Regions from separate parts of the Homo sapiens genome. Here region 1 is linked to region 2. Evidence: read pairs that join two places in POLR2A ChIA-PET (ENCODE). Cell type or tissue: OCI-LY7. All regions are shown on one strand. Each heading gives the region's core, and the rest is flanking DNA. Links, peaks and the distances in the headings are about the cores only.

Region 1 (17,013 bases), core at 6,373-11,372, 1.9 Mb after region 2:
AACTCATGTCTGACCTCTGTCATTCTTGCAGAAATGTACGGTATCCTTGCTAGGCATCTGACCTCGGTGGGCCACGGGGCAACTTTGACCCATTGGCTCCACTGGTCTGCTTGTGGATTAATACCAAACTGGGCTATGTGCTCATTTACACACAAAGTGGATGGGGAAAGTTTTCTAATAGCAGCTTTACTTACCTCCACTCAGCCCATCTGTGGAGTACACCCACAGGTTCTCCCTTCCCAGAAGAGAAATAAATGGAGAAGCTAAGAAGGGCAGGGCCAAGCTCTCTGGCTTTTTCTCCACACCACTTCTTTGCAGAGCTGGCAAGAAAAACGTTTGAGCTCAGTCTAAGAGGCTACCAGGGCCCTGGATAAGGATCTTATACAAACGAGTATGCCCTGGATACGCAGCCAATCCTTTCCCCTGATGTGAGCCTGGTTCTCTGGGCCCCAGCAGCTTCAAGCCATTTTGTTCCCATTGGCTCTGCCATTCTCCACCCTCATTCCTATAAACAAGAATGAACCTTGATTCAACTCTTGTCCAGTAAACTGCACAGGCTGCCTAGAGCATATCAGATAAGAAGAGGTAATAGCTGGGTGAGTTTGGAGCAAGAACTGCTTTACTTAACATCACTATCAGGGAAGGGCCATTTAAAATTCGATGGGCAGGGGAGTGAGGGTGGGACCAGGCAGTAGATAAGTGAGGCTGGCTGGACAAAAGCCATGGTAAACTTGAGGAGTGAGCTCAAACCTTGTCTGAACAGAGCCTCTGTTCCTTAGCTTCAGTCCACTGCAATCATGAGGCCAGTGATTTCAGATATGGTAATTTTCAAGAGCAGCCTGAAATGTAGATGTTTATTTGACATTTCCCTAAACTCTAATCATGGCAACTAATTTTTTGAAAGTGCTAAAGGCTGTTTTTTTAAAAGTACATATCTGCATGTGCTCTCAACTTGTGGCCTATGATGTACCTGGGGCCACCTGGGAATGGGATGTAGGGGTTTTCAACCCTATCCCCCAAGCTAGGAGTGAGTCTCTGCATTGAGGACCTCAGTGGAAGGCTGTCCCTATGGCCACAATCTCTAAGAAGGAGCATTCTGGCATGTTCCTGATAGAAATGAGGGCACACAAGGGGCCTCTTCACCCCTAAAATTAGATAAAAAGCAGCGCTCCCCACCTTCAACTGGTGGTACCCGTTAAACTTGTGCTTGGGACGGCAGCCTCCAGGCTTTTGCTCAAGGAATGCCCTGTCCCCTTCCTTTCCACCTACTTTAGCCAGGTTCACTCACGTTTTTAAGTTCACACTTTTCCAATGTTCACTGTTCAGTGTTCACACTTTCAAGTTCACAGTTTTTCAGTGACATCTCTCCTTCACAGACTGGGCTACATGGCCTTCCCCTGAGTTCCCATGATGTTCGGTTTTATAACCCTGAATTTATAGCTAGAATGTAGACTAGAGACCTTGCCTGAACAGTGTCTGGTACTTAGTAGGTATTAGTGAATACTGGTTGAACAAATGAATGTCAAAGTTGCCAAGAGTGGAGGCTAGTGGATGAAAGGAATTTAGATCAGGGGTGGAAGAAAAAAAATTAAGCCCATTCAGCAATTTTGAGCTGGGACTCCCTAGGAACCTGTGATTGCACCTTAAGAAAACTTGGTCCTTTGAATCTTGCAGGCTTTTAGGTCTTTAAACACCTCTTATTGAAATGTAAATGTCACTTAAATAGGGGTGTTCACACCTTAAATCATAATGTGAGAGAGCCTTCGTTATCAATTAACTCCCTAAATGGATTTACCCAAAAGGTAACAACCTGGAGAGAAGAAATCTGGGCTGATGCCAGGAAAGGACTCTGGCCCCAGTGGCAGGAGAGGGAGAATAGATTCCACAGCTACTAAACGCTGATTTCTATCCAGAGAAATCCTTCCTAGTGTCTACTTTGGAGGCTGGCTGGGGGCTCACAGAAATGGCACTGGGGTAGGAGTTGTTAGGAAATAGGGGGCCTAGCTTCAGGGCTGACAGTAACTTGTAATAGAAGTCTTCGATATCTTGAACAAGTCCCTTCTCCACTCTGAGCCTCAGTTTTTGTCTTCCTTCTTCCTTTCTTTCTTCCTTTCCTTCTCTTTCTTTCTTTTTCTTTCCTTCCTTCCTTCCTTCCTTCCTTCCTTCCTTCCTTCCTTCCTTCCTTTCTTTCTTTCTTTCCCTTCCTTCCTTCCTTCCTTCCTTCCTTCCTTCCTTCCTTCCTTCCTTCCTCTCCTCCTTCTTCTTCTTCTTCTTCTTCTTCTTCTTCTTCTTCTTCTTCTTCTTCTTCTTCTTCTTCTTCTTCTTCTTCTTCTTCTTTCTTTCTTTCTTTCTTTTTGGAAAGTGTTTAGTTTATAAATCATCTTGTGAAAAATCCACAATGGCTGCAGCCTTGCACCACCTTTTCTCCTTCATGAGCCTCAGTTTTCCTATCTGTAAAATGAGTCACCTGTGCTAAATTATCTCTTACCATTCTATTTTTGTTTCCATATGGAACAGGAAAAAAAAAACAACCTATTTCTTCTGCTCTATTTCCTGCCGGCACATAACCCAGGTCTTGTCCTCGTAACATTCATACAACAGCCTCCTGCCCTCCCTGCCCTACCACCGGACTGACCATCATCCTAGCACAACGCAAACTCTATTTTCTTTTTTTTTTCCCAATTTTTTTATTTATAAAAATACGGAATGCTTCACAAATTTGTGTGTCATCCTTGCGCAGGAGCCATGCTAATCTCCGTATCGTTCCAATTTTAGTATATGTGCTGCCGAAGCGAGCATGCAAACTCTATTTTCATCATGCCATTCCCTTCCTGCAGACTTTCTTTGCCATTCTGTATTCCTAAGATGGGAATCCCAGGCTCTCTCAGTCTTTCCAACCCCAAACTCCTTGTGCAGTAGCCCAACCAGGCCAGAGCCCCTCACCGAATTCTCTCCTGCTCACCTTTCCTTGCAGCTCTGCTGACATCTGCAAGTTTCTGTACTCTGCCAATTGATGTGGCACAAATCACTTTCTTCTAGGATGTGAGCACCTACTGTGTGCTGAACACTCACTATTGCCAGGGACTCCGCCTGGTATTTTACACACAGTATCTCTACTGTTTTTTTGAATGCAGTCTCTGAGATCTTATGACCTCAGATTCACGGATGAAGAAAGCAAGGCACCAGTAACTAGAAGAGGGCAGTGGTGGAAATGGGTTTAAAACCTATGTGCGCCTGTCTCCAGCATCAATGCTGTTTTCCCTTACCACTGCCTCTTCAGGATGCCTTCCCTGAATAATTCCACTTGTCCTCTATATACATTCTTACCTCAGGGGTTTCCAGCATTCATGCATATGGTTTAAAACTGCTCACATCTTTATGACATATTTCTTACTTCAGAACTCCTTAAGGATGTATACACATAGTTTATTACTGTTCACACTTTTATAGCAAACACAGTCAGCACATTGCTCTGTGTGTGTGTGTGTGTGGGTGTCTGTGTGTGATGGAGTCTCGCTCCTTCACCCAGGCTGGAGTGCAGTGGTGTGATCTTGGTTCACTGCAACCTCTGCCTCCCCAGTTCAAGCCATTCTCCTGCCTCAGCCTCCCAAGTAGCTGGGATTACAGGCACGTGCCATCACACCGGGCTAACTTTTGTATTTTTAGTAGAGACAGAGCTTCAACACAATGGCCAGGTTGGTCTCAAACTCCTGACCTCAAGTGATCTGCTGGCCTCGGCCTCCCAAAGTGCTGGGATTACAGGCGTGAGCCACCGGGCCCGGCAGCACATTGCTTTGAGTTGACGTCTGGTGGCTCTGCAAGCCCTTCTCCCCTCTCCAACTGTCGTCACTCACACCTCCATGGCAGGAATCATTTCTATTTCCTTTTTCACCTCCATGTGCTTGTCTACCATTCTGCACGGAGCAGGCCTAAGTACACTGACCATTGGATGACAGATACGGGTTGAACAAACTACAGTGTGGTCCTCAGGTAGCTGTGGGGCAAGTGTCCCCTCCTCACCACCCCTCCATCCTCCCACTCTAAACCTAAAAGGAAAAGTGCTCTATTTGGGAGTCTCCTAAGAGGGAGTGAAGGAGCTCTGTAAGCTAAGCCAGCCTGCATACATGGTTCCCGGCACAAAGTCTACACACCAGTGAACACGTTCTTGGGTGGATGCTGGATGCTGATGGCAGGGCTTCATTTGATGTTGGTGAAGTCAGTTCTACCCTGAACCTCAACAACTTGAAATCATAAGCAGTAAATAGGCAGACACAGATGGAGATCTAGGTAAGTTTGGAAATAACTGAAGACTTATCTTTGGAATGAGCTTTCACATTACATGGGCGGGCTTTTACATCACGTGGGCTGATGAAGACTGATGATTCAGTCTTCATGCCTGAACCACGGGTTTACTTTTACATGGTCCACAGAGGTTCAGAAGCTCTGGCTGAGGCTAAGGAGGCAAAGCCTTCTGAGGAGTCTTTCCTGTATGATTGCTCTTGTTCTCACTCAAGGCAAGCTGGTGCTAGACAGGGATGATCCCTTTACTGTGTATGTGTTAGTGGGGGACTGAGAGGAGGATGGTGCATTTCAGCAACTCAGCTGTTAGTTCCCAGCAGCTGGTGGGTGCCATGAGAAGTGCAATTAAGCCCCTGACCCCCCTCCCCCAGCTCCTCCCCAGCCTAGCTACTCCCTTGCAAACCCTTTCTTCGTGGGCAGAATGTTCCCTTGCCAGCTGCCTGCTCCTCCAGGTGTTTCCTGTACTCTCTATTTACTGGCTGGGGTGGCTGAGGGTGGAGAGAGGGAGTCTGTTTTGGTTTCCTGTTAGCCAATGGCAGTGGGTGTGGGGAAGGCTGGCGCTCCTGTATCTAGGGGGAGCTAACCACAAGCAGCAGCTGCCTCCTGACACCTGCCTTTCTGAGAGCATGTAAACAGTTAGGGGACGAGGGAGGAAGAAGGCCTCCTGAGCAGGGCAGACACTTCTGTTCGGTCAGGCTGGAAGAGGTCATTTCATAAGCTCCCAACCTCCATTCTTTCCAGGGGGGAAAGGGTGGGGTCAGGTCACCCCAATGACCTCAGGCCTCCCTGGACTCTAATCTCTACATGAGAAGCCCAGGTAGTACTGGGTCTACCTCCACTGTCTACCTGCCATGAAATGGATGGCACTGCCTCCCCAGGCAAAGGCCAGGAGTGGAGAGCGAGACCTTGGCAAAGCCTCCATTTCCTTACCTGAGACCTGAAACAGCTACACATTCCCCACCTTCACCAAGGTCCCCAAATCCAGCCAGCTTGGTGCAGAGACACTGTCACGGGTTTCCCCCTGGCCACTCTTCCCAAGAAGGCAGGACAGTATTTTTGGTTTGTTGCAGTTTTTCCAATCCAGTTGAAATGATACACTTGTCTATGTATGTGTGATCCTTCCCTTCTTTCCTTCCCTCCCTCATCCCCTTCCCTCCCCTCCTCTCTCCTCCCTTCCCCTCTTCTTCTCCCCTCTTCTCCCACTTCTCCCCTCCTCTCCCCTCCCTTCCCTCCTCCCCTCTCCTCTCCTCTCCTCTCTTTTCTCTTTCCTTGACAAGGTCTCACTCTGTCACCCAAGCTGGAGTACAGTGGCACCATCTTGGCTCACTGCACCCTCAAATTCCCGGGTTCAAGCAATCCTCTTGCCTCAGCCCCCGGAGTAGCTGGGACTACAGGCGTGCACCACCACACCCAGCTAATCTTCATATTCTTTATAGAGACAGGATTTTACCATGTTGCCCAGGCTGGTCTTAAACTCCTGAGTTCACGCTATCCACCTGCCTCGGCCTCCCAAAGTGCTGGGATTACAGGCTTGAACCACCATGCCTGGCCTCCTCAGAGCAGTTCTATAGCATTGACATTATTACCCTTAGACTGTAGAGGAAGAAACAGGCTCAGAAGGTTAAGCAAAATTACCTATGGGCACAGTGCTAGTAACTGGCAGTCAGGCTTGAATCCAAGACTGACTGAATAAACAAGAAAAATTATAGCAAACAACCCAGGGTTTCTTATGTTTCTTCTTGTCACGCTTAGTGCTCTTGTCTTCTGGATTCTAGGAACTTTTACACAAAGCCACAGTTCACTTTGCAGATAGCCTACATAAGATAAGCAGTCTGACATCCCAGTCTTACACATCTCTTATGCCCAAGCTCAGATCACCTCTCCTCTGTGAAATCATTGCCATTCATCCTAATGTTAGGTGATGTTTTAAAAACCTGCTGAGTTCTTACAGCAAGAAGCCACTGCTCCCTCCCACTGTGTGTCTTCCATGGGTTTCTTTTTTGTGTATATGTCATATTTCAATTTAAATATAAGGTCCTAGAGATCACCTCTGATGTTGCCCAACATTCACACAGCATCTGCATCTAACACAGTACCTGGACATGAAGCTGAAGCAAGAGGGACTGAGGAGACTAGATAGTCTAGATGCTTTAGGGAAGCCTCTCTTTTACCCTTTGTCTCACTCCAATTGGAGAAATCCCAGTTCAATACAGACTGGCCAGCCAGATGGGTTGCTTCACCCTAATCAGGAATTTCAGCTGCTGACTTCCCAGCCCTGGTACAAAACACAGGAACTCCTTGTGTTCATTGTGACCCACTTCCTTACTGGAGCCTGCTCAGGGTGGAGGCTTAGGTCTCAGTGGCTTCTCTTGTTTTCACAAAAGGAAAATAATCTCTGTCATAATTACTGCTTGACCAATAGGCTTCTCCTGTGACAACTCCCTGGGGGAAAGAAAATGGAGCACTGACTGTTTCCTAGGATGAAATTCAAAGATATCCAGGGGGGTGGGCCAGGATGTAAAAGCACTTGTTGAGATTATGGTGCTATTTGAATGTGAGGGATTGATGTGGATCCATGCTGGCCTTGGAGTCCAGAGGTTGTTATCTGGGTCTAGCATGGGGCCAGCTGCAGCTGGCAGCTTGAAACCCATTTTTATGGTTTTGAGTTTTCAGCCATCAGTCTGGCAGGCAAGTAATGAGTGTCCTGCAGTAAGTGCCCTCTTATGGGCAGAGACAGGTCCTTTCGAGAAGCACAGGGAGAGAGGACAGCAGAGGAGAAAAAACAGGGATGGGTCCACAGTGTGTTGCCAGTCCAAAGGAGGTGACAGGAAAATTATATATCAAAGTACCTAAAACACTGACCACATGGGATTGAATGCAAACTAATGGAATTACACAGCATGATCTACATCAGTGCTGGGATGTTAGGTACACAAATGGAAATGATCAGAGATGGGTGAGGTTAGCCTGGGCAAGGATTGGGAAAGACAGATGTTTTGAGAAATGCCTTTGCAGCTAACATGTCTTTACTACCTTATTTATGCCCAGGAGAAGACATTTCAACCACTTCTGAGCACTGGCACTTTGGCCAACACAAACAACAGGAGGTCAGGTGGGTGGGCAAAAGAGCAGGGCATGAGGCCAGTTAGGAGAGCGTCAAGTACTGTTCCCTGTGTTCTCTGGGTAGCCACTTTCCTCCCCTGTGCTTCCCATCCTCCCCTGACACCAGCATCACCAGCTCAGCCCTCTGCAGTGGCATTTAGCCTAGAAGAACGCATGCCTGTGGCCTCAGAATCGTAACTTTACTAAACCTTTGATTAAGACATAGGGATGATTCCCTTTTATTCTGAATGTATTGACCTCAATAAATAAACTCTTAGCACCTTAACCCAGAGTTCCCCTTGAATCCTCCTAAGTCAGGCTAGATTGATGGAAGGCAGAGGGAGAAGGGAGACAAAAATCTGAGATTCAGGAGGTTGCGGGGAGGGCACTAGCCTTAGCTCAGCCTCCACCCCTACTCTCTAAAAAAAGATCTCTGCACAGCCTTAGACCTTTCTACTCTCAGTTGCCTCACGAAATAATAGATGTGAAGTACTTTGAACTACGTTTAAAGTGCTGTGCCCACTCCACTTCCTGGGAGATGTGGGTGTGGGAAACTTGAGAGGAGAGCCTTGCGCAGCTTCTTCTGTTTACCTGGTGTTGGACCGAGCATCAGCTTGCTCTCTACCACACTAGGAGGTAGGGCGGTGGGGGTTTTTAACTCCCCAATTTACAGAGAGGAAACTAGAACTTGAACAACCCAGATGACTTGCCCAGAATTACACAACACGCAGACAGTGAGCTGAGACTGGAAGCTGAGTTTTCTGACTCCTGGCCCACTCCTAGCTTCTTAATGTTTGCGGGAATGTGGGAATGATTTTAACAGAATCCCATTCTGGAACAACTCAAACTTTATCATTTAACTGCAGAGCACCCAGATCCCACTATTCCCCACCTGTCCCAGAGGCCTTGGATTTTCCATTTAAACCCATTTCTGAAGAGGCAAAACGATGCGGGTCAAGGGATGTTTGCCTGATGAAAGCCTCAAAGTACAAAGTCCCAAAGTACTGCAGCTTAGTGCTGCTGCCCCAAACTGAAGTCTTCCTTCCCAGGGGCCCTGGCTCTGCGCAGAGCTGGTCAGAAGCCCAGGAGGAGCGTGGGGGCAGAGCTTCCCCAAAGGAGGACAGATGGGCAGGCTGGCCTCAGTACCCGTGCTTTCAACAAACTTTTGTTTTCCAGCCAAACATGCAGTGTCAGTTCCCCTCTCACCTCCCGCTCCCTGGCAGCCCACCCTCTAGCCCCCATTCTGCCTTCGGGTTGGCCCTGAGGAGCCGATGGGCTGTAGAGGGACTGGGGTCTTTCTCCTTTATGACTTGGGAGAAGGATGAAAAGGAGGCTTGCAACTGGTGTGGGGCAACTGTTGCCATCTGTCTGGTGGGATGTCACCAGGGAAGGTCTCGCCCATTCACTCCTTCATGCACCGCTGGGCTTGGGCCTTTTGTTTGGTTGGCTGGGGAGGGGGGCTGCTGTAGTGGAGGGAGGCCGTGGGTGAGAGAAGCAGCTTCTTTGTGTCTGGACCAAACTTTCAGTGACTCACCAGGTTAATTTGCATGAGGATGCTGCCCAAACCCCAAACCACTCAAGTGATTGACACCCCCTTCCCACTTCACAACCTCTCCCCGCCTCCTTTGGTCACACAGCTCCCCAGAGTCGGAGGGAGATGCTCTGGCTCCTGCACTGGGATGAGGAGCAGGCCAAACCTCTGGGTTCTCTCTCTCCACCCTCATCCCTGTCCCTTTCCCAGTGTAAGGTGGATCTGGTGTCCTCCTCCCTCCCCACCCCTAGCCTGGAAGAGCTGACATCCAAAGTCCTGCTTCCTCCTTACAGCTCTTTTTGTTTGTTTTTTCGGTGCACTGGGCCTGGCAGGCGAGGGGCCAAAGCCGGAGAAAAGACCCAATAGCCACCGCCCAGCAGCTGAGCAGGAAAAGAAAGGAACTGAATAGAGGCGGTGGGGTTGGCAGCCCTCCAGTCCAGCTTCTGGTCTTTGAATAAACACCCCAGCCAGGGGCTGGGGATCAGTGTGGGGAGGCTTTGGGGCATTTAATTATTTAAAGGTCTCAATTGGATGAGCTAAGTCCCTTGGGAAGGGGGAGGACAGGCAGATGGTGTGCCCCAGGAGCTGGGAAACGGGTGCAGGGTGCAGCGGGGATGGTGGAGGATGGGGGTGGGGGAGGTAGGGGAGACTACACCAGAGGCAGGGCTCAGAGAGTAAGAACATGGCGGAATGGGAAGTGAAACCGCGGACTGCCCTCCCGACCCAAGCAGCGCCCTGAAAATAGCCTTTCCCAACACCAGCTGGGGGCAGGTTCTCAGCCTCTTCTTCCTGTACCCCTTCCCACCATTCCCCATCTTCAAAGTTGGTGTCTGCCCTAAGCGAGATCCATTTTGAAAATATACAACAAAGCTGTGACGTTTGGGGGATGAATACTTCACTTTTCTCCGGCTCTGAGGCATGCTCCAGGCTGGGCCAGGGGATCAGGACTGTACTGATGGGAGGATTTTCTTGGCTCCATTTTTTTTTTTTTGCATAGTGGTGAAATTCACCTATAAAATTCAGCATTTTATCTGTTTTCATTTTATATGGTGAAGCCACACGGGGAATCTCTTGGGAGTCTGGAGAAGTCTTGGGAGTCCTAAGGACCTTAACTGAAGTCCTGCTCTTGGGGGGCATGTGGTGTTTCAAAAGGCAACCATTCTAGCCTTTTCCTTTGGCAATATAGCAGGAAAGTCCCCGTCTTCTAGAGCAAAGTCAGATGGGTTTCCCAGGTGGAAACAGACTACCTAGGTACAGCTAGCTCTGTGACAACAGGCAAGTTACCTAACTTCTCACTGCCTGTTTTTTCATCCTTAAAATAAGATAAAAGTAGTTCCTAGTCGGTATTGTTGGGAGGATTGATTTTTGTGAGGTGCTCAGAAGGGTACCCAGCTCTTAGAAAGTACACAATAAATGTGATTAAATATTATTATGGCCATTACTAGAACAGGAGGCATTCATCTAGGTTACACAATGGAAACTGAGATAAACAGGACTGGGGAATTGAGTATGAGGCCAAAGGAAAATGTGTGAGGGGTAGAAAATGTGTGAGGGGTAGATCTGCCTCTGCCCTTTCTCCCTTGTGTAACTGAGCTATGGTTGGAAAAGTGAGACCCTATCGTCCAGACCCTTGCTTTGTGGCGGTTTGGGCATTATTGTTACATGGGGAGAAGGTGTGCGATTTACGTCTCCTGCTTCCCGGGGCCCTTTTCATTCTCTCATTAGCACCTCCGGGCCTGCAAGGTCAGCTGGTCCCTTTTGGGGCACACACTGCAATACAGCACTGTCTTCAGTTCATAGTCTGTTCTGCCTCAGAAGTTAGGTGGATGATTTTTGCACCTTCTCACGTTTGCAAGTCCCTCTTCCTCAATATGCTTGGTGGTGAGGGTAAGGGGACAACGGTGATGCCTTTCCACCCGGGACCGTTGCGGCCAAGGCGATCCCACACGGGCTGCCTGGAGTCAGACCTGTCCAGCAAGGAAGCTTCGGGGAGGAGGGAGACAGCGCCGGCTGGGCGTGCAAAGGCAGGCAGGTGACCCTCCCTCCGTCCCGGATATGGGCCCTCGGCCGCTCACCCCCCAGCCACCCACCCACGTCCCTCAATCCCCACGAGCAGCTGACTGGGACCTGAAAGTGCCACCAGACGCCCTCACAAGTCTGCTTTCTTTGCTGGGAAACAGCAGCCGCGCCGCAGCCTCCGCCCGCTCTGGGGAAGCCCCACCTTGGCAACAAGCCGCTGATTGGCTGGCTCGGGGGCGGCGCGGGCCAATCCAAGCCCGCCCTGACGCCGCGGCGTTTGGCCGAGAACTATTAAGAAAAAAAAAAAAAGAAAAAAAGAAAGGTGGGGCCGGGCGCTAGGTGGCTTCCCAACGGAGTTGCTCCCCCGGCGGCTGTGGAGAATGGGGCCTTTCAGAGAAGGGGGAGGCGGGGAAGGGGCGAGGCGGGGCGGCCGTTGGGCTTGGGCCTTTTCGCCACCTGCCGCCGGAGCTCAGGTCCCTAAAACCTCGAAGGCGTCCCCGCTTCTCAGGTCCTCCTCGCAGCTTGAGCGACTGCAGGGCCCCGCCCGGCGCTTCTTGAGCAACTGGAGGTTCGGGGGTGAACCTCTGGCCCTTTCCCGTCCTCCCTCCAGAGTCCCTCAGGCTTTGGGCATTGATTTCCCCAAGTTCGGGCTCAGGCCCTCTTCCTTTTCTTCTCGTGCCTCTGCGTGCTTGCGCCCTCCTATGGGCGCAGTTACTTGAGCTCTGTCTGCCATCGCCAATCCGCCATCCTCTAAAACCAGATTAACCACCCCCTCCATTGTACTGTGGCCACGGGCGCCAGCCTCAGCCTCTAAGACAGCATACAGTTCCCCAGCACGTACATTGTAAACGTCGTTTAATGTATCTCGAGTGACGTTGTTCCCCCGCCCCAGGACACAGAAGCACACACACACCCACAAACTCAAAGAATTCGGCACAGTAGCATTGAGATTTAGACTGAAGAGACAGGTGACCACGATTCGACTCTAGCCTCTGCCACTTTCTGGCTGTGTTACTTTGAGCAGTTACTTAACCTCTCTGAGCCTCAATTTTCTCCTATGAAAAATACTAATGATAATAATGGCACTATCTCCTCTCATTATTGTGACAAAATGCCTGGCACATAATTGCCTAATAAATGGTGATATTATTTTAGGTATTAATAACAAAGGAATGAGCATTTCTTTCTCACATTTTACCTCAGCTCACAATTCTTGGTTTAGGTGCTGGGGATAGCACTAGATCCTAAGGACATTTAAAGTCCTATGAGTAAAGTAATTTAAGACTCAGAATAAAACTTGGTATGGTTTCAAGGCCCTGGGATGGGTCCTGCGTTTGGCTCCTAGATTTTTACTAAGGGAGAATTATCTTGGCAAGACTAGATTTCTCTTTTCTTCAAGGTCTTTTCTTCACATTTCCACCTCTCAAAAATTTTTAGAACAGCAGCAAGCAAGGACTTACAACTCCCTTTTTAATAGGATTTAACTTTCTCCTTTTGTTAGGTAGAACATTCCATAAATGTTCTCTCCATATATGCACATTGACACTTAGATGGGCTTGTTTGTTTTCCCCAAATCCCTTTCCTGAAGTCTTTTCGTGTCACCTGGAGACTCACCCCTTCTGCATTCTCTTGCCTGCCCCAAACATACCACATGCTGATACATCATACATTATCTTCAGTGGACGTGGAGACTGGTTGTTCAGTGCTCACAGACCCCTGGCGGCTGTCCAGTCCTATCACCTGCTGGGCTTGGTTGATGTTTCACATTGTTAAGAACAAAAGCAGTGATGCGTCTGGGGCATTTCAGTGACGCCTGACGGCGAGGTCAGGGAAGAGGGTAAGGAACACACAAAGATGGGATACAGTTCAATGGGGAGCCAGTAAGACTGGGGTTCTGGGGTTCAGTCTTGAGTCTGTGCCTTTAGGGAGACAAGTCAATTAAACGTGCTAGGTCCCAGTTACCCTGTCTTGTAAAGTAGGCTGTATCATACCTGTATCCTTACCGCATAGATGTGTCAGGGAAAGAAATGTCATAGAAGTGAAAGCACTTTATATTTTCTGGGTTAAAAAAAAGGTGTGGCGCCGGGCACGGTGGCTCACGCCCGTAATCCCAGCACTTTGGGGGCCGAGGCGGGCAGATCACGAGGTCAGGAGATCGAGACCATCCTGGCTAACACGGTGAAACCCCGTTTCTACTAAAAATACAAAAAATTGGCTGGGCGTGGCAGCGTGCGCCTGTAGTCCCAGCTACTCGGGAGGCTGAGGCAGGAGAATGGCGTGAACCCAGGAGGCGGATCTTGCAGTCAGCCAAGATCGCGCCACTGCACTCCAGCCTGGGTGACAGAGCGAGACTCCAACTCAAAAAAAAAAAAAAAAAAAAAAAAAAAGGTGTGTGTGTGGTAGGGGTGGGTGTGTAATGGGCTATTAAATCCATTTCATGCCACTCTTTTTATTGGGCCCCAAAGAATATGATTCCACAAGTGTCATTAAAAACTTAGGAATGCAGCTCTGTGTTAACTCTTGGGGAGTATTAGCAGGAATCATATGATATGATCCCTACCTTTAAAGAATTTACAATCTAACCATGTTGCTCAGCTAACACATGAAACATTGATGTGTGGCCCTACTGTGGTTTATAACAATGGTTCCTCAACCTATCCAGTTCTGTCCTGCAATAAAAGGATCATCTGGTGATGTGACAGTGGAGCCGATCAGCGGATGTGCCTCACCCCAACCAGCACAAGTGCTGGCCCCTTACCTCTCCCTTTCTGTCCTTGGCAGTGTTACAAACCATCCTTGCTGCTGCCTTCAGTGTTCATGAGCCATGGCCTGATGCCTTGAGTCCTGGGCTTGGGATGATAGTGCATTCATTGCGGCCTTCTCTCCTTCTCACCCTTGATGCTGCCCTTCACCTGCAGTCACACAGTACCTGTTCCTGATGCTTTCCTGCCTGCACCTGCCACTGCCACTGTTCACAAATGCCAATACAGCCATTGTAGCTGCAGCTGCTACTCTGGGGTAGACCCTGGATAGGACATTGGGGGTGCTGTTGTCCCTGCCTCTTCCACCCTGGGATAAAAGGGCCATCTCCCTTCCCCCTTCTACAAGAGGAAGAAGAGTGCTAGTGTAGCCCTCTAATCTCTGCATTTGCTCCTGAGGCCAGGTAACCAAGGAAAGATGCAAGGTAGCCAGGTGCAGTGGCACACATCTGTAATCCCAGAACTTTGGGAGGCTAAAGTGAGAAGATTGCTTGAGCCCTAGGAGTTCGAGACCAGCTTGGGCAATATAGGGAAAACTTTTCTATACCAAAAAATTTTAAAACTAGCTGAGCTGCACTGAGCCATGATTGTGCCACTGCACTCCAGCCTGGGCAACAGAGTGAGACCTTGTCTCAAAAAAAAAAAAAAGTGCAAGGAGCTCATCTTTTCCCACAGCACACCTCCTTGGTGGAGGGTGTTAGACTGGGTTGGCAAGAGGACCGGTTCTGTTGCTGCATGCTCAGCAGGCAGCTCCCAGGTCCCGGTTCCGGTTTCCCAGTGCTGGGCCAGCAGACTCTGCTCCTTTCCTTTTTTTTTTTTTTTTTTTTTGAGACGGAGTCTTGTTCTGTCGCCAGGCTGGAGTGCAGTAGTGTGATCTTGGCTCACTGCAACCTCCGCCTCCCGGGTTCAAGTGATTCCCCTGCCTCAGCCTCTTGAGTAACTGGGACTACAGGCGCTCGCCACCATGCCCTGCTAATTTTTTGTATTTTAGTGGAGACAGGGTTTCACCATGTTGGCCAGGATGGTCTTGATCTCCTGACCTTGTAATCCACCTGCCTTGGCCTCCCAAAGTGCTGGGATTACAGGCGTGAGCCACCGCGCCCGGCCAGCTCCTTTCCTTTTTTCGAGGATTGCCAACAAAGTTTCAGTATAACTTCTGGGAAGGAATAGATCAGTGTAATTGCTACCATCTTTGAAAACAAAAGATGGAACATGCCAGTTAAAATTAAAAGCAATACCAAGTCCCACTTATCAGTGTCACACAATTTCTGAAGTCTGAAGCAATATTTGGCATTGGGAGGATGTAGGGACATGGGGACCCTGGTATACTGATGGTGTGAGTGAACATTTGTACAACCACTTTGGAGAGCAGTTTGACAGTATCGAGTAAAGGTAAATTGGTCATACTTCATGACTCAGCAGTTCCCTCTTGGCATATATGCCAGTGGTTCTTAACTGGTGGTGATTTTGCCTTCCAGAGAACATTTGGCAACTCTGAAGACATTTCTGATTGTTCCCACTGGGGTGTAGTTAGAGGGTGGGTGCTACTGGCATCCAGTGGATAGAGTCCAGGGATGCTGCTGAACATCCTACAATACACAAGCAGCCCCCACTCCACCAGCAAAGAATTATTCAGCACCACATGCCAAAAACTACCACTGTTGAGAAGCCCTGGTATATATCCTAGAAATGCTCTCAAATGCAAGCCCAAAAGAGAAGTGAAAGGATGTTCACTGCATTATGTTTTTAACAGTAAAATATTGGAAAACTATCTAAACGTCCTTCAAAAGGAGAAGAGAGAAGTAAATTTACAGGAGCTAGAATGAATGAACTGGAACTATGAGAATCAATATGGATAGATCTTAGACACCCAATGTTCGGGGAAGAAACCAGAGTGATACATAATGTATGATGCCACATGTAAAATCTAAAGAAACAAACAACTCTCTATGGCTACATAAATATGTAATAAAAGTATAAAAATACACCAATCTCAGAAGAGCATTTACCTCTGCAGGGGAAGGGAGATGAATGGGAAGAGGTAAAAGGAGACTTAAAATATAGTTCCAATGTTCTTTTTTTTTCTTAAAAATTTACCTAAAGCAAATATGACAGAATGTTAACATTTGTTAACTCTGGTAAACAACTAGATGGTAAATACATTGGTCTTTGTTATATTGCTTTCTGTGCTTCACTGTAGGTTTTTAATTAATTAATTTTTTTTTTTTTTTGAGACAGTCTCACTCTGTCACCCAGGCTGGAGTGCAGTGGTGAGTTCTTGGCTCACTGCAACCTCTGCCTCCGGGGTTCAAGCGGTTCTCCTGCCTTAGCCTCCTGAGTAGCTGGGACTACAGGCAGGCTCCACCACACCTGGCTAATTTATGTATTTTTTAGCAGAGACAGGGTTTCGTCATACTGGACAGGCTGGTCTGGAACTCCTGACCTCATGGTCCGCCTGCCTCGGCCTCCCACAGTGCTGGGATTATAGCATGAGCCACTGCACCCGGCCCATTGTAGGTTTTTAAAAGTTTCATAATTAACAAAGTAAGGAAAGATACAGACTCAAGAATAAAAGTGAGCTGGGCGTGGTGGCTCACACCTGTAATCCCAGCACCTTGGGAGGTCAAGATGGGAGGAAGGCTTGAGGCCAGGAGTTCGAGACCAGCCTGGTCAGCATGGCAAGACCCCATCTCTATTAGAAAAGAAAAGAAAGAAAAGGAAAAGAAAAGAAAAGAAAAGAAAAGGATAAATGTGAGTTGTCATCTGTATACACCAACCCAGGATGTCCCCTTTTCTTTTTCTCTGCTGTTTAGTTTGGTGAATAGACGATGCCTTCCTTGGGCTGTTTTTGCTGTTGTCAGGGTATCATACACCAAGGCCTGGGTTTCAGGTGCCTGGGACTTAGTGCTTGGCTGGTATTCCATTCCCAAGGCCCTGGAAACATCTGTCTGACATCCTAGATGAAGCTCTTTTGTCTGCCTTATGGAAGTCCCTGTTAGATGGCACAGTGCATTGAATAGTGTCCCCCCAGGATCCATGTCCACCCGGAACCTTACAATATGACTTATTTGGAAACAAGGTCTTTGCAGTTATAATTAATTAGGGGTCAAGATGAGATCGTAAGATAAATATGTACAAATATTACGTGTCCGTAATAAATAAAAATAAAAATAATTTAAAAGATGAGATCCTAATGAATTAGGGCGGGCCTGAAATCTGATGACTGGTGTCTTTTTTTTTTGTTTTTGAGACAGAGTTTCACTCTTATTGCCCAGGCTGGAGTACAATGGCGCAATCTCAGCT
Region 2 (9,656 bases), core at 3,996-8,995:
GGGCGGGCGCTTGAACTTCCCACGGAGGTCCATCACCTTCAGCTTCAGGTCCTTAATCTGTAGGTGAGAAGCGCCCGGGGCTCACTGGAGAGGCAGCTAGCCACAGGACACCCTTCCTGAGGACCTCAGACTGCTAGGGTTCCAGCCAGAGATACACCTTAAATTGTCCACCCTTGAAGCCAGACCTATCAGCAGTCACCAACCTTTTTGTCACCAGGGACCGGTTTTGTGGAAGACACTTTTTCCACGGAGAGGTGGTGGGGTGGTTTCAGGATGAAACTGTTCCACCTCAGACCATCAGGCATGAGTTTGATTCTCATAAGGAGCGTGCAACCTAGATCCCTCACATGCACAGTTCACAATAGGGTTCACACTCCTGTGAGAATCTAATGCCGCCGCTGATCTGACAGGAGGCAGAGCTCAGGCGGGAATGCTCATTTGCCCACTGCTCACCTGCTGCAGTGTGGCCCAGTTCCTAACAGGCCACGGACAGGTACTGGTCCACAGCCCAAGAGTTGGAGATCCCTGCTCTAGGACAGTCAGACCCACCCATCCCTTTGCAAATAACCACTGCACATTTGCTGATAAACGGATGGTTAAGTGGACAGATAAAGCCTATTAGCCGTTGCTAACACTATAGCCTTGAATAAAAGGGGCGGCTCCACCAGACTGAGACTTGTCTGATTTGGAAGCCCTATTTGGAGTGCAGGGCTGCTTCCTCTTGTTCCTGCAGCCTCATCCCTGCTTCTAACTTATTCCTCCCCAGTGAGCCTTCAAAGCAGCTCACAGCCTTGGTCCAGCAGGGTGATAAACTTACAGGTCCTAGACCCCTGGAGGAATTCCCAGGGTGTGATCTCTAGGGGGAGTTCTTAGGAGCTTGGTGACCCCACATATAATTCCTGGTGGGCAGAAGTGGGAAGGAGAGAAGTGGCTTGTGCTCCCTCCCTGCCCCCTCCTCACTGCCTGGACAAATGCCCCAAAGGAGCCCTGTCCTTCTCTGCTCTGCCCCTCCCCACTGGAGCAGGGTCTGGGTGGAGCTAATCCTCCCACACCCCATGCTAAGGGAGCACAGAGCACCGGAGTGGAAGCCAGAGACCAGCACTGGTCCCAGGACCACCACTGTGCAACCTAGGACAAGTCTTTGGCCTCTCTGATCCTGAGTGTTCTCCTCTGCAAGGTGCAGATAATAGCCCCTACTTCATCCACAGGCCTATAAGGAGGATCAAAGGCTATAACGAACATGAAAGCACTTCACAAAGGTAAGACGTTATTAACAGGCATATGATTATTTGTGTGGGTGGATAAAGAGAGCAGCTTCTGTTAGGCTGATGAGCCCACATGGCAGGTAGGGAGGAAGTTTGTACTTTTCATGTGTGATTATCCACTCTACCCATCTCCAGCCCTATGGGGCTAGGGCAGACAAACCAAAGTTTCCTGCTTAAGTGGCCCCTTCCTAGGCCCTGTGGAAGGAGGGGACCTCCCATGGCTGCTGCATCCGTGCCCATGCCCCTGCCCAACCCATTATGGCCATGCCCCTTCCCTTCCTTAGACTCACCTCCCTGGTGTTGTGGAGGCATTTGGCCTCAATGTCGTATCGCTCCTCATCCACCACCTCCACCTTGGCGTGCAGCTCCCGGCACAGGTCCTGGGGGCCGCAGATGGATCATGCAGGTGTGAAGAAGAGGGGAACAGAGACATCAGTTTCCAGCCCTTGACCCTCTCCCCAGCCCCTTTGCAAGACCTGGGATCCAGAGAGGAGCTGACAGTCTCCTCCACTCTGAGGCTCATGACGGGCAATAGCTCAAAGGGTATGCCCTCTGTTCTCCTGTCTGAATGTCATGATTTCTTAAAAAATAGTATTCCTTCGCTTGAACCCAGGAGGCGGAGGTTGCAGTGAGCTGAGATCACACCACTGCACTCCAGCCTGGTGACAGAGCGAGACTCCGTCTCAAAAAAACAAACAAACAAACAAAAAACTAGTATCCTTGGCTGGGCACGGTGGCTCATCCCTGTAATCCCAGCACTTTGGGAGGCCAAGGTGGGGGATCACCTGAGGTCAGGAGTTCAAGACCAGCCTGACCAATGTGGTGAAACCCTGTCTCTACTAAAAATACAAAAATTAGCCAGGCATGGTGGTGTGCACCTGTAGTCCTAGCTACTTAGTAGATTGAGACAGGAGAATCACTTGAATCTGGGACACAGAGGTTGCAGTGAGCCAAGATCACGCCACTGCACTCCAGCCTGGGCAACAGAATGAGACTCTGCCTCAAAAAAAAAAAAGTATTCTTTCATCATGGCTCATTGCAGCCTCAACCTCCTGGGCTCAAGTGACCCTCCCATCTCATTTTTTTAAACTTTGTATAAAGAAAAGGTCTCACACTATGTTGCCCAGGCTGGTCTCGAACTCCTGGGTTCAAGTAATCCTCCTGCCTCCGCCTTTCAAAATGCTGGGATTACAGGCATGAGCCACTGTGCCCAGCAAAATAAAATAGTTTTCTTATGATAAAAGTAATGCGTTAATTTTAGACATTTTGAAAACTATGTATTAAACAAAAATAATAAAAATTAAAATACCTAGTGATGCCACCACCCAGGGATACTTAGTAACATTTTGATATACTTCCTTCCAGTCTCTTTTCTCTATAATCACTGGCATTTAACCAATTTACCAGTGTTCTGAAAACATTGAAGACCAAATTCTAGGAAAGGGTAGACAAGTCCTTGGAAAAGTGGGGCTTCTCCCAACCCCGGCCGCCTCCCCACTCCATGCCACCACACTGGCTGATTGTGAAGCTGGGCCGCCCAGCCCAGGCAAGTCACGCCTCCCCTCTGATGCTCAGTTCAGTGCCCGTAAAATGGAATCTAATGTTCCCACCTCACAGGTGGTTGTGAAGATTAAATGAGACCATGTAAGGGAGGAGTGCCCTGTAAATTATGGAGCCTTGAGCTGGTGTTAGTTCAGGCTCCTGCCGCCTGGTCCTTGGAGCCACCCACACAGCACCTCCAGCCCCACCCTGCCCCGCCCCACCTGCCAGGCTAACCTGCAGGGCACTGAGGGACAGGCCACGGGTCTGCAGCGTGGGGATGCGCTCTGCCAGGTAGCGCACCTTCTCAGCCTCGCGCTCCTCGTGCTCCTGCTCCCAGCATTCCTTGGCCTTGGCCAGCATCAGGCTCTGGACAGGACACACCTGCTGAGCTGGGGGCCTCACATCTCCCACCCGGCATCAGGGAATGAGGGGAGGGCAGCCACAGCCTGGGCCAACTCTGAGACCACTGTCCAGTGTAGAAGTGTATGCAGCAGCCATGGACAGGCCACCATGAGGGTACACCCAGTGGCTGCACACAATGTTCCTCAAGCCCTGGAACTTGTTTTCCCCGGACAGTCTTCCTCTTATCCACTTACTGTCTGTTTTGACCCACAAAACTCCAAAGAGAGAAACACATATGAAAATAAAGGAAGTCCCTCTGCCTGCATGAGTAGCTTCCCACTCTGAAGCTGGTCACCACCTACTCTAGGGACCACAGGCGGATGCCAGAATCCATACTCGAGGATCCCACCTACTGATCACCTGAGCCTGGCACTGGCTCCAGCAATGCTGGACTCCTGCCCCTCATCATCCTCACTCTGGCCTCCTTCCTTTCTCCTTGCCATAATCCTCCACATCCCTTCAGAGTCTGCTCTGCTGCCCCTCTGCCTCCCACTGGGCATCCCCCCACAGCCAGCCCCCAGCCTCACCTTCAGCAAGAGTTTGCGGGAGGCAGTGATCTTGGGTTTTCTCTGTGGGCAAGAAGAGAGAGAGACAGGTGGTGAGGCAGAGGCTGCAGAACTGGAATTCTGGTCTAGGACAAGACAAGTGCCAGCCAGCGTTCTCTATCTTTATCCGGAATCCTCTGCTCACCCTACGGTGCCTTAAAAGCTCATCTTTGTTATTTAACCTCTGCAGTTCAGAGAAGGCTGCAGTCAGCTACCTTGACCTAGGGGCTGAAGCCTTAACTTCCCACTCTGATTCTGCTGCTGCTGAAATCTTGTAAGATACTATGAGGGCCACATGGCTTCTACAGGCACCTCCTTCCTCATCTGTAAATAAGGATATTAGGACCCCCCCCCTTACTTAGTTCACAGAGTTATTGCAGATGAAATGAGATCATGGATGTGCAAATCCTTTGAAAATCGTAAAAGCTATGTGTTTTCACACTCCAGGTAGTAATACAGCAATACCTTGATGATCCGTCATGCTGCATAAATAAGCTGTGAATTTCCCAAATAAATGAAACGTATCTATGTAGACCTCAAAACTTTTAAAAATGTTAACACCACCCATACAAATCTTTCTAAGATATAAAACCACTGTTTTATCTTCTTATCAAAAATCCTAAACATGTTCTTGCTTACTAGTCCTAGCCCTGTGACAGTGGTCCCTCAGGGTTGGCAAAGGTGAGTAGTAGGGCTGCTTGGTCCCCAACTAATGAGACTGTGATGCCTTTCGAGCACTAGAGTATCTTCTGGGCCATAGGCGGTCACTTCTCATTGCCAGCAGGAAGCATCCTACCTAGACTTAATGTGCTGTGAGCCGGCAGAGCATGGCTCTCAAATGTTATTCCAGGGTGTCAAGTAGAAGTGATTAGGCTTTGAGAGGGAAGTTCTCATGAGAGACAATGGATGAGTTTCAGCAAATGGAATGTGTAACTTCTATTCTGACTGTTCAGAGTGGTTGGTTTGTCTTTTCCTCTCCTAAAGATTTTTGTTACATTTCAGATAAGTGCAATTTCAAAAGAAAGAGCCTATGACTCTAAGCATTACTACCATGGTTTACACACTGTAATGTACACATGGCAAATGTTTGACTGCGATCTTATTTCCCCACCACTTGGTGAGCCGATGGCCACCTCATTTGACCATCAGTCAGTGAGGACTCACTTTAATACGAGCCTCAGCAAAACTTAAAAATTCATATGAATGTTGAAAAGTAACATGTTCAATTCTTACTGAGAATCTCTGTGCCAAATATCCCCTCCATCAATACTGCTAATTCTCACTGTTTCCATCCCTGGGCCCACATCCCTATCCCTGCCATCCCCATCCTTGGACTGTACATAGGCTGTGATCTCAGTAGCCTGGTAAGTCTGGAGTGTATAGAATGGCCAGTGTCAGGGTTTTCTAACACCTGAGGGATTTAAGGACATCTCTTTGCTCCTCAATCAATGTTCAGCCATTGGGCAAGGGTGGAATAACCCAATGACTATCCCTTACCCTTCCAATATAGCTTTGCACAGGATCAGCTCTGCATGGAATAGGATGGTCCCCCCAGGACTGGACCAGCTCTCAGAGTGGGTGAGGAAGAGCTTGTGCTCAGCAAGGATGCAGAGTCACACCCAACCCTGCTGCAATACCAGTCCTTCCAGTGACATGGTACACTGGCACAGCAACTCCCTGGACACTAGGAAGCCCCACATCCAGAATCTTCACCTGACGTTTCCATCTCCTGGGAATTTGTTCAGCCACTAAATACCCTACACCCCCTGGACTCCCACCAGGCCTTAACACAGGCTCTTCCCTCTCCTCAGATGCCAACCCCACCTTCCCACTTTTACCAGTCGTTAGAGTTAACCAAGACAGAGATACCCCAAATATCACTTACCTCGCTTCAGGCATCCATCACAGGAAGGACGGGGAAAGAGCAGAACACAGAGTGAGTATGAACAATGAGGATTACATGTGCAGTCGCAGAACCTCACAGACCAGCTTGGGGGAGGAGGGGGCCAGTGACAACAGTGAGCCAGAAAGTCATCAGGCATCAGGCAAGGGGAGCGGTTTGAGGTTCCGGCAGAATAAAATAAAAATTCAACAGCCCTTTGAACTACGGGGCATTCTTATTGGGAGGTACTGGGCATCGTAAGTTGGGGACAAGTGGTGGAAGGGGAGGGAAGCCTTAGCGTAGGGTTCCAGCAACGTGAAAGCATCCATCCACGGGTGCGTGGGTAAATTCCCAAAGCTTTGTTCACCTACTGCACCAGTGTTAAGTGGTGGCCTGGTACATGCAATTCATGTGATAGATCAAGACAGGAAATCTCTGAGGCACAAGCCAAAAAGGCACTCCCAGGGCAACCTGGGAGTGAGTTCTGCTCAATGGCTGGGAGGACACAGGCAGCACAGGGGAAACCATCAAGTGCTGCCCCTGTTTGAGGACCTGGTCTCTTAGGGAAAAGCTTTGGGGGTTGAAAACATGGTGCCTCCACTGCGGGGCTGAAGTCTGTGGCAAAGGGACTTGCCTTCCTGGGGCCCCAGATGGCAGTGAGACTACTTACACTTCCGGCATGGTGGCAGTGAGACAGCACCTAGGGGGCACAGAGGAATCATTCATAAGGGAAAGTGGAAACCCCTGCCCCTGCCCAGCTGGGCCTTGGGAGCCCAGCCTAGGAGACAGAGTCAGAACACAAAAGGAAGAAATCAGACACATTGGATTCCAGCAGGTCAAGATGGGACAGGGTTGCAGGGCAGGGGTCAGCTAACTACAGCCCATAAGCCTGACCTGGCTCCCAGCCTGTTTTTGCTTAAAGAATTGTAAGCTTTTTTTTTTTTTTTTTTTTTAAGAATTTGCAACAGAAACCTTATGTGAGCTACAAAGCTATCTGGCCCTTTCCAGATAAAGCTTGCCAATCCCAGTGGAGAACAGAATGGAGTCCATAGGAAATATGTTTGGAAAGTGAGAGCAGCTGGGCGCAGTGGCTCATGCCTGTAATCCCAGCACTTTGGGAGGCCAAGGCGGGCAGTTCATGAGGTAAGGAGTTCAAGACCAGCCTGGCCAATATGGTCAAACCCCGTCTCTACTAATGATACAAAAATTAGCCAGCATGGTGGTGCACGCCTATAGTCCCAGCTACTCAGGAGGCTGAGGCAGAAGAATTGCTTGAACCCAGGAGGCGGAGGTTACAGTGAGCCGAGATCGCACCACTGCACTCCAGCCTGGGTAACAGAATGAGTCTCCTTCTCAAAAAAAAAAAAAAAAAAATAAGTGAGAGTGTAGCTCACTCATGAGGGCCTTGAAGGACAGGCTGAGTTTAGACTTTATCCTGTGGAATAAGGGTGGTCATTGAAGGGCTCAGAGAGAGGAAGGCCTAGAAAGTGAATGAGCAGAGTGGATGCTGGAAAACGGGTAGCTGCCACATGGCACAACTCCATCCACAGATGGCAATGCAACTGGCACCTCCAGGGTGGGGCAGTGGGAGGCCTTGAGTGGGAGAGAATAAGCCGCAAGGCAGGGCAAATCCCGTGTTCACCCTAGTCTGTCTTTCCCCTCTCTGGGTTGGTTTTCCTCTCTGCAAAATTAGGGGTTAAATCAGTGAGTTTCCTCTTGATGTTTATTATTAATAATAAGTAATTAAAATAATATTTAATTAATATTATTTGGTTGAATCCTTTGTCCTAACCAAATCTTACTTGGAAGTAAAATAAATTCAATCAGTAAAAGCAAAATGGCATTTTGCCTATCAGAAGGTGGAGGGTGGGAGGAGGGAGAGGATCAGGAAAAATAACTAATGGGTACGTCTCTCATACCTGAGTGATGAAATAATTGATACAACAAACCTCCATGACACATGTTTACCTGTGTAACGAACCCACACATCCTGCACATGTACCCCGAACTTAAAAAAAAGTCAAACAAACAAAAAGAGCCAAATGGCACTGGTTGAAGGGGGCTCCCATAGCAGCCCTCTGGTCTTCTGTGAGGACACTTGGCTGTGGAATACAATTTGAAGCCCCCTGACCAGGTGATCCTGGGGCCCAGGCCAAAGAGGGGGTCCGTGAGGCTGCAGAGGGAGATGTTCCAAAACCAGACATAATTCACCGTCTTGCCTGGGCCTGGACACAGGGCATTCCAATGCAGGGGAAGGGAGGAACTGTGCAAAAGCTCAGGGAAAGGAAGGGGACAGCTGAGGTGGAGAGCAGGTGTGCAGGGGCGCACAGGAGCCCTGAGCCAGGCTGTGAAATGAAGGATGGGAGAGCCTAGTGTGTGTGGAGTGGGCAGGCATGGAGCTCGGGGGCAGGAGTTTGGACTTGGTTCAAGAACCTTGTTGTGGGGTCTGGGAAGTGGGGAATTAAAAGACACTTGTAAAGTGCCTGCCAATAATTGTATCCCAGAGCCACCCCTTCCTCTGCCCTAATTCTCTCCTTTCCCTTTGTGCCCATGAAGCACTATCCCAACCCCAATGAACACAGCTTTGGCCACCTCCCCTGAATCTCCCAACGGGTCAGAAAGCCTTCTGGGCCTCCCTCCACCTCTGCCTCCGCCACCAGGGGAGGGTAAGGCTGGGGTGGAGGAGGTGGAGGTGTAGTGTGACCCCAGAGTCTCAGCTGTCATGCTGGGGCACAGAGGGAGGGGTATGGAGACAATCCATGAATTCCTGAGATGCTTGGCTGGTATTAGATTTTATGGGCAGCTGCTTATTCTTAGGGCTCTGCTTCTCCAAAGACACTGAGGAAGTCCAAAGGAAACACCAGCTGGCGAAGAGCCACCTCCAGGCCCATCTGTCCATCATCAGCCTCCAGGAATGCCAGTGTCCAGAGGGCACCAGGTCTGCGTCTGTCTCCCTGGGATGTGCCTTGTCCTTGGTGGGCATTTGGCAGTGATCATGCCTCCCTGTCTCCCTCAGAGATCCAACTGTCCCCATTGTGGGGCCCTACCTTCCAAGGCCGGTTTACACCTCCTGCCAAGCTCCGGGGCCTGCCCCCAGCCTGCCTCACTGACAAATGCCAGACCAAGGGGTCCCACGTCAGGCAAGAGGCCTCAGCCTGTGCTCTGACACCCCTCAGACGGGGGCCCTTGCCAGGCTCTGTGGAAGACAAGCGAGGACTGATAAGTCAGGATGAAGATAGCAGCCACTGGAAGGCTTGGAGAGCCAGGATTCCATCTCCTCTACAAGTAGCAAGCAAGGAGATAATGAGAAAATCCTCCCCCCGAGGGGGGGAGCAAAGAGTCTCTGGTGGTTGCCTCAGAGCTGGGCTTTCCCTTCCTTGAGGCTTTGCAGCGTGGAAGGGACTATCCGCTAGACTATGAGATTGAGTCTGTGTGTGTAAGTGTGTGTAAGTGACTGTGTGTGAGAGTGTGAGTGTGAGAGAGAGAGCGTGTATATGTAGGGGAAAGAACTGATCTCTTTGCACACCCAATGATCACGTCCACAAGTATCTAGTTAGGCTCATGTGCTTCCCCCTGCTCCCCGCCCCCTGACCTTGGACCCCCATTCAAGGGCATCCCTGTCTTCCTTGACTGACGGTTAACACTCCCAAGTGCATGGCGCTGGGCTGCCCCCATCTTGAGTTCTGAACAGCAAAGCCTAATCTCAGAGCTGCTGTGGGACTGTGACTCCCAAACCTGGTGGCAGGTGCTGCCTTCAGCCCCCACCTGAGTCAGGGACCGCCACACGGCCCCCTGCCCCAAGCCTTGGGTTACCCTGTAGATACTGCCCTGGCTTATGTGTTCACTGGCTCCTGTGCCCCAACCCAAAATGCCGCCACCATTGCCTTCCTCCAAGAGGACCCCCAGTATCTACTGCTGCTTCTCAGAGCCAGGAGCTCTGAGCAGGAGCAGTCAAGAGGGGTTGCCGGTCTGCCCTCCTCTGCTCTTGTGCTACACTACAGAGGGATAGGCAAAGGGAGC

The links. ChIA-PET counts read pairs that join two places held together with the same protein. Peaks named below come from ENCODE experiments on the same cell type or tissue, not always from the same donor. Only the 100,000 strongest peaks of a DNase experiment are listed, where the experiment ranks them.
Region 1: POLR2A ChIA-PET joins it to region 2 with 19 read pairs; 1 of 35 experiments calls an interaction of 5 or more read pairs at or near these places.

Annotation. Positions count from the first base shown.
Region 1 is chr1:203,316,301-203,333,313 of GRCh38, forward strand. It overlaps the pseudogene RNU6-487P. Among named protein-coding and RNA genes, the nearest start is that of BTG2, 19 kb to the left of the region's middle. RefSeq lists enhancers at 8,076-9,000, 9,558-9,927, 11,237-11,336, 11,537-11,726, 12,386-13,022 and a silencer at 9,028-9,107. In OCI-LY7, for the core only: no CTCF peak of the experiment used is centred there; DNase peaks (open chromatin) are centred at 8,891, 9,621, 10,691, 11,251 and 1 weaker place; H3K4me3 peaks cover 4,687 bases; H3K27ac peaks cover 5,000 bases.
Region 2 is chr1:201,411,477-201,421,132 of GRCh38, forward strand. TNNI1 (troponin I1, slow skeletal type) reads right to left here. Exons shown (of 9, transcript NM_003281.4): 2 at 6,307-6,336; 3 at 5,640-5,643; 4 at 3,737-3,778; 5 at 3,042-3,173; 6 at 1,556-1,645; 7 at 1-57. The coding sequence starts at 6,317. Among named protein-coding and RNA genes, the nearest start is that of TNNI1, 5.4 kb to the right of the region's middle. In OCI-LY7, for the core only: no CTCF peak of the experiment used is centred there; a DNase peak (open chromatin) is centred at 6,305.